2 separate regions of the Mus musculus genome follow, and region 2 is linked to region 1. Evidence: chromatin loops called from intact Hi-C (ENCODE). Cell type or tissue: heart. All regions are shown on one strand. Links, peaks and the distances in the headings refer to the core of each region. The heading gives the core; the rest is flanking DNA. Region 1 holds the start of Hbq1b (hemoglobin, theta 1B). Region 2 overlaps Nprl3 (nitrogen permease regulator-like 3).

What was found. Hi-C counts contacts between places; a loop is a spot of excess contacts. Peaks named below come from ENCODE experiments on the same cell type or tissue, not always from the same donor. Only the 100,000 strongest peaks of a DNase experiment are listed, where the experiment ranks them.
Region 2: it touches region 1 in a loop (2.2-fold over the local background); 4 of 42 quality-filtered maps call a loop at or near these places.

The regions. Positions count from the first base shown.
Region 1 is chr11:32,284,860-32,290,230 of GRCm38, forward strand. It overlaps Hbq1b (hemoglobin, theta 1B), which reads left to right and starts at 2,105. Exons shown (of 3, transcript NM_001033981.3): 1 at 2,105-2,248; 2 at 2,344-2,548; 3 at 2,655-3,053. The coding sequence starts at 2,154. The coding sequence ends at 2,783. In heart, for the core only: CTCF peaks have their summits at 1,200 (motif pointing right) and 2,087 (motif pointing left); a DNase peak (open chromatin) is centred at 2,092; H3K4me3 peaks cover 220 bases; H3K27ac peaks cover 1,157 bases; H3K27me3 peaks cover 949 bases.
Region 2 is chr11:32,234,672-32,240,042 of GRCm38, forward strand. Nprl3 (nitrogen permease regulator-like 3) reads right to left here. Exons shown (of 13, transcript NM_181569.3): 8 at 5,126-5,282; 9 at 2,629-2,735; 10 at 2,117-2,246; 11 at 61-250. Among named protein-coding and RNA genes, the nearest start is that of Mpg, 11 kb to the left of the region's middle. In heart, for the core only: a CTCF peak has its summit at 2,542; DNase peaks (open chromatin) are centred at 1,140, 2,560 and 4,070; H3K27ac peaks cover 399 bases.

The DNA of each region.
Region 1 (5,371 bases), core at 116-5,115:
CTCTTGCCCTCTTCCTTCCTTCCTTCCTTCCTTCCTTCCTTTCTTTCTTTCTTTCTTTCTTTCTTTCTTTCTTTCTTTCTTTCTTTCTTTCTTTCTTTCTTTCTTTCAGATAGAATTTCATGTAGCACAGTCTGGCCTCAAAAACGTTATATAGATAAGGATGGATGCCCTGAAACTCTTTTTTTTTTTTTTTTTTTTTTCCGAGACAGGGTTTCTCTGTGTAGCCCTGGGTATCCTGGAACTCACTCTGTCGCCCAGGCTGGCCTCGAACTCAGAAATCTGCCTGCCTCTGCCTCCCAAGTGCTAGGATTAAAGGCATGCACCACCACTGCCCGGCTGCCCTGAAACTCTTGATCCTCTTGTTTCTACCCCTGAGTTCTGATATTTCAGATATGTGCCTTCATGCCCAGTTTATGCAGTGCTTGGGAATTGATCTCAGAGTTGTATATGTATATGCATACATACATACATATTAAAAACTCTACTGACCGAGGGACATCTATACACCCACAAATAATATTTTTGAACTATTGACAGCAAAGAGTAAATTTCTCATACAATGGATATAAACCTTAAAAAAATGTCAAGTGGAAGAAACCAACAGGACAAAGGTCACACAGTGCATGGCTTCATGTTTGTAAAATATCAAAACTGGGGGAATCTATAGGGACAGTAAGTAGCCTCCTGGTTGACAGAGCCTTTTGGTGGGTGTTGGATGGTTACGGGCAAGTGGGCTAGAGGTACTATTTTAGTTAGTAAAAGTTCTGGAAATGGTTATAGTGAAGACTGCACAACATTGTGGAAGAATATGACATCACTGACGTATACCCATCAAACATGTCTAAAATGCACAGGACTTTGAGCCACATGCCTCTAGTTCCAGAACATTGGAACTTGACCATAGTCACACAAAAACCCAAATAAGAACAGAATCTTTCATGTAATGATGATGTATTCACCGAGGGTGTCATCATTGCTGTCATTATTGAGATATATAATAGGCACTCTAAAGGTCATTGTCCCCAAAGGAATTTGCCCTATGATCCAGGCATATAATATTTTTCATCTACTTAATTCTCACAGCTCTGATAAGAATATATTTTTGAAACAGACTTAGATTTTATTTATTTGAAGAATTATTTATTCATTTTAACTATGTAAGTACACTGTAGCAGTTTTCAGACAAACCAGAAGAGGGCATCAGATAGTTTTGAGCCACATGTAATTCCTGGTAATTGAACCCAGGACCTCTGGATGAGCAGTCCCATCTTCTTAACCACTGAGCCATCTCTCCAGCCCCCACAGTTGGAATGTATTAAAGGGGATTTTTATCTGAAGTGGTTTAGGCAGAGTCAGGGTCTCATTATGTAGCACTGCTGGCCTGGAGTTCCATATGTAGGCCAGGATAGTCCTGAACTCACAGACATCCTTTTACATCTGCCTCCAAGTGCTAAGATTAACCTGTACCTGTGCCACAAGACCCAGATTGAAAGGGGTGTTTAATGTAGATTTAAATCTCTTTCATTTTATTTCACACGTGTGGGTGTTTGGGCTGCATGGATATCTGTGCATCTCTTGTATGACTGTGGAAGACAGAAGAGGGCTTGGATCTACCTGACCTGAATTTACAGGCAAATGTGAGCAGGCATGTTTGTGCTGTGAACCAAAGCCAGGTACTCTGGGAGAGCAGTTAGTGCTCTTAACTGCTGAGCCATCTGTCCATCCCCTTTAAATGCAGATTTAACTATGTTGATATTTAACGAAAGGAGACGTGTTCCAGGAGAAAAAAAAAAAAAAAGACCAAGTATGGGTACGGGCTCCTGACACTCAGTCCTTTTCAATAATGAATAAGAAAGGAAAACCTGTGAAGTTTCCGAACGACTCGGGAGGCAGGACGAGCCGACAGTGCCAAATGAACACTAAAATCCATTGTAATCGATAGTACATATTATATGCCAATGTGCATGCAGTAAACACTTTAAAATGTAAGGCGTGGAGGGGGAGCCCAGGGAAACAGAGGGCTCAAAGCTGAACCAGAATCTGTGAACACCTAGGCATCCTGGAACGATGCAGCGCCCCCTGGCGGCCTCTTGTGTTTCAGGACGTCTTTGAGCTCAGCCAGCGGGCAGAGCGCAAGGCTCAGTTCACTGAAGATGGCTCGGTCCCAGGATGATCAGTGGCTGGTCCTTGCGCTCTGGAAGAAGATGGGCAGCAATGTCGGAATCTACGCGACCGAGGCTTTGGAGAGGTACGCCCTCGGGCTCATCTTCCAACGGACTGCGGGGCGAAGACCGGCTCTCTGTACCTCCGGGTCCGGCTGAGCCCAACCCTGTTTTCCTACAGGACCTTCGTGGCTTTCCCCTCCACCAAAACCTACTTCCCACACTTGGACCTGAGGCCAGGCTCTAGCCAGGTTAAAGCCCATGCCCAAAAGGTGGCCGATGCACTGACTCTCGCTACCCAGCACCTGGACGACCTGCCTGCTTCTCTGTCTGCTCTCAGTGATCTACATGCGCACAAGCTCTGTGTGGACCCTGCTAACTTCCAGGTGAGTCCTGTATTGAGCTCACCCCGGGTTGCTGGAGATGTGGGTCCCTTCAAGGCTTGGTGTAGGGGAGAAATTAAGGCAAGGCGTGGCGGTTCTCTTTCTTCAGTTCTTCAGCCACTGTCTGCTGGTGACTCTCGCCAGGCACTATCCTGGAGACTTCAGCCCAGAGATGCATGCCTCCTTGGACAAGTTTCTGGGTCACGTGACTTCGGCACTGGTCTCCAAATATCGCTGAATTGGGGATACAGGGTTCTATAGTCTCCACCCATGCCCTTCCTAAAGCTCACAATGTTTGAGTAAACCTCCCCAGGGCTGCATTGTTGTCCTGGACGCAGAGGGGCACGAGAGAAATATACTCCCCGCGTCCAGTACTCCTAAACAAGGTTCCAAGAGACTGAAAGTACAGATAAGCTGGTGTCTCAGATCTCATATGGGAGGCAGCCATCCCTTGTTTGTATTGTTTTATTGTGTTTTTGCCTTTGAGATAAATTTCATGTTCTCATGTAACCCAGGCTGGTCTCTCAAATCCATACTAAAAAATAGGTTGGTTTTGAACTCCTGATCCTTCTGTTTCCACCCCTTTCTCCAAACCATCCCCCAATCCCCACCCACCTTGGTTTACCTACCATACCTGGCTCCAGAGTGGCTCTTTCTCTTTCTTTCTTTCTTTCTTTCTTTCTTTCTTTCTTTCTTTCTTTCTTTCTTTCTTTCTTTCTTTCTTTCTTTCTTCCTTCCTTCCTTCCTTTCTTTCTTTCTTTCTTTCTTTCTTTCTTTCGGTTTATTTATTTTATGTATATGAGTACACAGTCGCTGTCTTCAGACACACCAGAAAAAAGCATAAGATCTCATTACAGATGGCTGTGAGCCACCATGTGCTTGCTGGGAATTGAACTCAGGACCTCCAAAAGAGTAGTCAATGCTCTTAACCACTGAGCCATCTCTTCAACCTGGGTTCTTTTTATTTTTATTTGACCTTTTGTTTGTTTGTGTTCTGTGTTTGAGATGGGAAGGGGGGGGGGTCTCCTGTGTCAAAGTGCTCCAAGCTGCACAAATTGTAGCTAACTAGGAAAGAGACATGCCCACAGTGAATGAACTGGCTCTCGCTGCCTAGCGAGAACAGAGTAGAAAGGAAGGCTTTATAGACCACACTTCCAAAGGGTCATGGGTTGGGTGGTACCAGGAGTCCCACTGCAGCTGGAGGATCAGTCCTAGCACCTTCACATATTCTCAAGCAACAGAGGAAGCTCAGGGGTCTCCGCTGTTGGGTCCTATGACATCGAGGTACAAATCCATGCCTTTAGCCTTGGCCACATCAGTTACAGAACTGTGGCTTTGTCTCTCAGAAAGGTGATGGAAACTGAGGGCACAAGTCAGCATAAGTGACAATGTTCAAAACAATGGTGTGTGCCCCCCAGTCATCACCCTCTCCTGGGCTTCCACTCTGGTCATTCTCTAGACTCTGCTCAGATCCAGATGGGTTAGGCCTGGTCCTATTTGCAAGGCAGTCACCTGCCTGGATCCACATGGGATTCACAGTATTGATAATGCTGAATGAGGGTGTCAGTGGATGTCCAGGACACACTGGGCACTGTCCTAGAGACATTTAATCATTGAACTGCTGCCTGCCCAACCCTGCCATGCCCAGGGTATGTGTATTAGGGACTTCAGTGTCAGGAGGTCTGGAGTTAAAGCACTGTATGCCAGACTCAATATCTTAGAATAAGGTTTGTCTAGCACCAAAGCCTGTCGTGTAGAAAGGTGGCACTGGGCCCTCCAATCCTACCTTCAGTGGACTTCAGAGAAGGCAGGTAGTTTCTTCTGGCTGCTTAAGGTCTATCATATTCATGGCAAAAAAAAAAAAAAAAAAAAAAAAACTGATTTTTTTAACCTGCACATTGGCTACCTCTCAGGCTAAGGAACATGCCCTGAACATCCATTAGTCAGGCCTTCAGTTCTTTCTGGACATGAGGCAAACTGTCCGGTATGAGAAAGTAGAAGGAGCTGTGAGATCATCTCCTACTATGGCACATGCATGACAAACTTCTATGACATGGGAAAAACACTGACAGAGTGGACTCCCCCCCACCCGCCATCATTGAGCAGGCTTACATCCAATTAGGCAGCTGTTGGTTACTGCCAAGAATGAGTACCCCTACCCTCCCGCCCCCAGGCATATCTCGCCATGCTGGTCATTGCTCTGGTTCATAGCAGGGAGAGCTTTGTAGAACCATTGGTTGCACGCCTCCCTCGGCACTTTGCATAGCACCTTTCTGTACAATGAAGGCCAGTCGTCAGTGAGGAAGCCTTCAGGTCAGATCCAGCATGAGTCTTTTGAGTCCCATGTCCAAAGCGCAAGGTGTCTCCATCACTAAGGACTTCCCTTAACTCTCTGGGAGACAGAAAAACGGAAAAGCAAGAGCGCATGTTGTTTTTGGAGTCTCTCAGATTCCCTTGACCAGCAGCTCACAGGGGACTTCTCCTGCCTGCTACTGGGTATGTTTTAGACAGTTGTCCTGGTTAGGGTTCTATTGCTGTGATAAAACCTCATGACCAGAAGTGACTTGGGGTGGGGGAAGCATTTATTTAATCTTACAGCTGTAAATTAGAAAAGACACGAGAATTCAGGGCAAAACACAAGGCAGGAAGGAGCCTGACCGGGGAAATGAGATAGAGGTCTTGGGGAAGTACTGCTCCATGTCTTGTTTTTATGGCTTATTCACCAAATTTACTAAATAGGATTAACTGATGTTCCTAACACACAGTGGGGACTAGTAAGCACTACATTCACCCAAAGTCACCAAGAGTCCGAACTCATCTACAGAT
Region 2 (5,371 bases), core at 250-5,249, 50 kb before region 1:
TCACCACCAAAGTCTCCCAGCCCCCCATTACCAGACAGATGTCCTGGAAGGGGATCCTACTTGGGGAGCCAAAGCTTAGAGCATTGGGTGTGCTGAGGCTGCGGCCACCAACTCTGGCTGTGAAGGGGACATCATCCTCTCGCAGTCGGGGCTCCTCTTCGCTGGGTGAGGCCATTAGGCAAACATAGGTATGCAGCTGGATGAGGAGCCGGCGCTGCAGCATCCACACCACCATCTGGATGAGCTGGGTCTGTGAGTGAGCAAAGTAAGTCAGCAGATGGGCTGGTTCCCTGACTCAAGCCTTAAGAACAGATTCCTATTCCTGGGGAATAAGAGAGACATGGTCCTTAGCAGCCCCAGTACCTAAACGGGAAGGCCTCCTGTTAGGAAGAAGGGACCCTCAACTGCTGGGTAGCTCTGCAAGGTCAGCATACCCCAGGGAAAACAGTAGGGCCAGAACTCCCAACACACGCCTGGGTTTCCTCCCTTCTCTGAGCCAACTTTCCCTAGAGCCAGATCTGTCCTTGCCACTAAGACCTGCTGCTGTCAGACAGTCCACTGCTAGGCAAGCCCACACAGAGTTCAGAGAGGAAACTGTCATGTGAGTCCTTGGCTCTACCTCAGAGTTTACTTCAAGAAGACAGGTGATTCCAACTGGAAACAGGAAGGGGACCTGCTGTTACTACATGAAGCCAATGGCTCTTCCTTATGAGCATTGGGCCACAGCAATGGAGCCCAGTGCCAGGTAGTACCCAGCACCAATGTTTAAGTATCTCTCAGGCACAGACACCAAGCAGCAAGGTGTGTGAACACAGAACCAGTGCTCACATCTTTGAGAGGCCCAGAAAAGCTGCTGCCCAGGTCACTCATGGAAGGGGGCTGGGTTACTGGGGAGGAAGTTATACATACTAATCATGGTCAAAACCAAATAGAATTCTAAAGAATTGAAGGTATTGTAACACAAAATGTAAAAAATAAAACACAAAAGCATTATAAGCATTAGACAGTATGTCTCTGGGATGTGGCAAACCAAACAGCTCTATCCCAGGCCCCTGACAAGGCCTGAAGCAGCTGCTCAGACACGGCCTGGAAGATCAGCCGTTATCCAGACAACTGGGAAGTTTCTGCTGGGATGGGAGCACTGCCAAGCCCTCCCCCCCAGAGAGCTGCCTGGGGGAGAGGAGGGAGGTGCAGAGGCAAAGTGCATCTTTCATCTTCCTGGCTCCCTTCCTGGAAACGAAGGGCTCAGTGAAAGGCAGCTTTAGAACTCTGGCACACTCAGCATGTAAATGAGCTAAAAACCCAGGATCTTATTCCCATTCACAATTTGAGAAGGGGAAGTATTTGATTTTGAGGACTGGTTTTGCCCAGTGTATCTGGCAGCTATTAAAGCAAATACTTTGCTTTTGAAGATAAACCATGGAGGTCACCCAGCTTGTCTCTGACACCTGTGCTCTTTCCCTAGCTTCCCTCGGAGCTCAAAGCACTTAACACAGGGAAGGGGCAAAGCTGCTCTGACTCCAAGTCACCATCTCACCATCTCTTGAGCATGGGGCAGTGAGAAGTGACTGACAGCCCACTGCAAATTCATCCCCCACACCTTGAGAAGCACCCCCACCACAACCAGCCTCTAATTGCCACCAGCCTTTGTCCTGACTCAGGGCCCCCATCCAAGACTCAACCCTAGCCTGACACTGTAGGTCTTCTTAGGAAAAGGACTCTAGGCCCAGCAACATAGGATTCCACACAAAGATCCCATGGTTCCTAAGCCCCCAGGGGAAGGGATACAGGAACTGAACTGCCTTGGAAAACAGGGCCCAGGCTTAGTGAGAGCAAAGCTGTCGGTACCTCCACCTGTGAGAAGCCCCTGCCCCAGAGGCAGCACAGGGAATCCTGCCAGCCCAGGAAAAGCTAATGCCCTTCTGACAAACATAAACCAGTCCCAGTCCTAGTCCTAAGGATGCCCATGGTGAGGAAGCCTGCAGTGCTTGCTAGTAAATCCCCCAAACCATGGCACAAAGGTAAACAATGCTAAGAGCCTTTGAATCAGGGGCCACTAGGCAGGCAGTTATACCCAGTCTACCTTGTAAGCTACACAGGGGCTCTAATGACTCACCTCCTGTGCAGGGGGAGCCAGAGGGCTCCTGAACTCCGATAAAGAAACAGGCAAGGAAAACTTGGCCAGGACAGATGGCAGGTCATGGGACGGGAACTGCCGGGAGAACTGTTCAGCTAGCGGGGAGTACCTGGGGCAGACAGCCATGGTCAGTGCCCTTCCCATACTCACAGCAACCATCTGGGTGAGCATAATGACAACAGAATATAGTATGGTGATGCAACAGGCCTTCAGATGGCAGAATTATACTGTCCCTTAAGACGTGGCAGGAACCACAGAACCCCTCTGATTTCAGCCAAGGAGAGATGGCTGTACCATGGGCAACACCAAACCAGACTGTGATCTGCATCTGAGCACGATATGGGCAGGCAGCATCAGGATATAGTGAGATCTGGCCTCATGGATTCAAAGCCACTGAGGCCTGGCCACTGGGGGCGCCATTCGCCATTAAAAGGTCCTGCTGGGCTTTTCTAGCTCCAGATTCCAGATTTTTGGCAGCCACTGGTACTTACAGACACACACTGGCATTGGGAGACATGACATAGACGTTGTTCTCACACAGTGGGTAGATGATGACAGCCTTGCCCCAGTATACCAGGTGAGCTGCCAACTGGAAGACCTGCAGACCAAGGAGAGATCGAAGGACTAAACTTGGAGACCACGGTTTTGCTAGGCAGTAGGCACATGAACACAGGGACACTGGAGTGCTTGGAGCATGGGCTGGACGGCTCCAGCAGAAGCACAGCATTCTCTTGTCCACAGACACCAGCACCATACTCCAAAGTCATAAAATATGGAGTCTCATCCTACCTGACCCTGCATACTCAAAGGCCCCTATGCACCCTGCTTTCCCCAGAGACCATCCTCCCATTCTGTTCTCCTGAGGTCTCAGATACCAGGAAATACACAAGATACCATAGCAAGTTCCAGGACAACCAGGGCTACAGAGCAATCCTGTCTCAAACAAACAAACAAACAAAAAAATCTTTCTCCATTAGCATCTGAGGGCTTAGATCACACAAGTGGGCCACAAGGCCCATCAAAGTGGCCTTGTATCATGTGTGACATTCACTCCTGAGGCAGGTGTTCCCCAAAGGTTCAGCCCCACCCTAGGATCACTGCTCCCCAGAGACATCTACAGGAAACAGCAGTCACAGAAAATAGTGAGGTGAGTTGCAGAGAATGGCCAGGGTGAGACCTCACAGGGTTTCACACGGGCATGCCAGCAGTAAACTCTGATTTAAATCAGGTTCAGCAGGGAGTTAGTTCGGAAGGAAACACCCTCCTCCCTGATCCCAGTCAAGACCTAGACAAGGAAATGGAAGAGACATCAAAGCTTTATCAAAGGACTGTGACAGTGAAGTCAGGCACAGTCCTAGCACAGATTCCTTCAAACAGCCTCTTAGTAAAGCCTTTCTAGACGTGGGGTAGGAAGTGAAAATAGCAGCCCAGACTCCTCAGAACAGCAGCACCGCCCCTCTCTGCGGGCGTTCAGGGACAGTGAGCACATTCAAACCTCTGTGTTTGATACTAGAGGGAAGCACAATGAGCTCCTTGCTGAATCTTGTCCAGCTTAGGATGCCAAGTTGAACTACACAGGCAGCATATGCTAGGTGCTCTCACAGAGCCTATGAAGAGTCAGAGATAGAGAAGGGATAAACTTATCCTGAAAAGAGAAAGGGTTTTGGAAAAAGCAGCCCAATGGGCCCACAAAGCAAAAACCTCCAGTGATGCCAACCCATTTCTCAGCCCCACACAGAGCCAGGAGGCCTAGCCAGAGGGACCTGAGAGGTGTCAGAGCTGTGGCCGCTTCATTCTACTGAGAAGGCTGGCCTTTGAGCAAACTGAGGTCCTGGGTAGGCCTCTGCTACCCTCTGGTGGCCTCAGGGTGCATAGCACTACCAGGTGAGGATACTGGCATTCATTCCCTGGGTCCTGCACCCACAGCCCTGGCACAGGTGACCCAGTCTACACTCCAGGCCCCTGAATCCAGCTTCTTCTGTGCTTTTCCTCCTCTACACTTCAGCTACAGGCCTTCTCTCTGAGCCCAAAGGGCTGCCACACACACTTGCCAAGGGGCTGTCTCTCCAGCTCTGCCACATGTCTTCCGCCACAAGAATGAGGGTATCTTGATGACTCCAGGGCTGGGTTGGATAAAAGGGGAGAAGGAGCAGAACAAAAGGGACCCATGTGGAGCGTACCTCACTTGGATCCTAGCCCCATGGCATCAGAGATGGAAAGAGGCAAACCCGCAGTCCTGCAGGGAAGGTTTGCTCTGAACATCTGATTGGACTTAGTTGTCCTCCAAAACAAGGCTGCATCTCTGCATGTCTCATCATTAAAGACATGTATTTTAGTAAAAACGAAAACAAGGGGGCTGGAGAGATGGCTCAGTGGTTAAGAGCACTGACTGCTCTTCCAGAGGTCCTGAGTTCAATTCCCAGCAAACACATGATAGCTCAAAACCATCTGTAAAGGGATCCAATGTCCTCTTCTGGTGCATCTGAAGACAATGACAGTGTGTTCACATACATAAAATAAATAAATCTTTAAAGAAAAAAATTTTTTAAAGGAGAGGTAGGAAAATGTGCAAAAAATAGAAGCCACACAGTAGGTTAAATTACCACTCAAGTCCTCGCTCTCACTTCCCACATGCTTGCTCATAGGCCAGTGTGAGCCTGTGCTGAGCTGGAAGATCCACCATGCACTACTACTTCCCAAGCTGCTCTCCAGGCCTTTGCTGGAGACACTTCTCTCCTTTCTCCCAAGGCTTGCCTCACCTCTGCTTAACAGAGAAAGACATCAGTCCCGTGGCTCTAAGTGTGACCAGATACCAGAACCCCAAGCCTCCTTACCCTCATCTGTGGCAGGACGTGTAGTATCTATTTGTCTGCTAGACATTAGGGACTCAGCATGGCAGGCAGTCTGCTTTCCTGATCCCCCATAGGCTGCCTCCCTAAATGTACCTAGAGGCCTCTTGTTCCCACTCCTCCAAGTGCCCAGGCCTACCTGCAGCAAGGCCAGATCGGCATCCTGGGCTAGCTGCTGCAGGTTCTTCACAGCAGACGTGGTCTTGATCACCCGCACCAGAGCCGGGGAGCAGTCAATGGGAAGCTCACTCAGCAGAGACTTCTCGTCACTGAGAAGTAGCAAGGCATGGTACGGGCTGAAGGACAGAGGCACATGTCAGCAAAACATAAAGAGCCACGGGGCCCTGTACCAAGTAAGCATGGAACACCAAGGCACAGCCAGAGT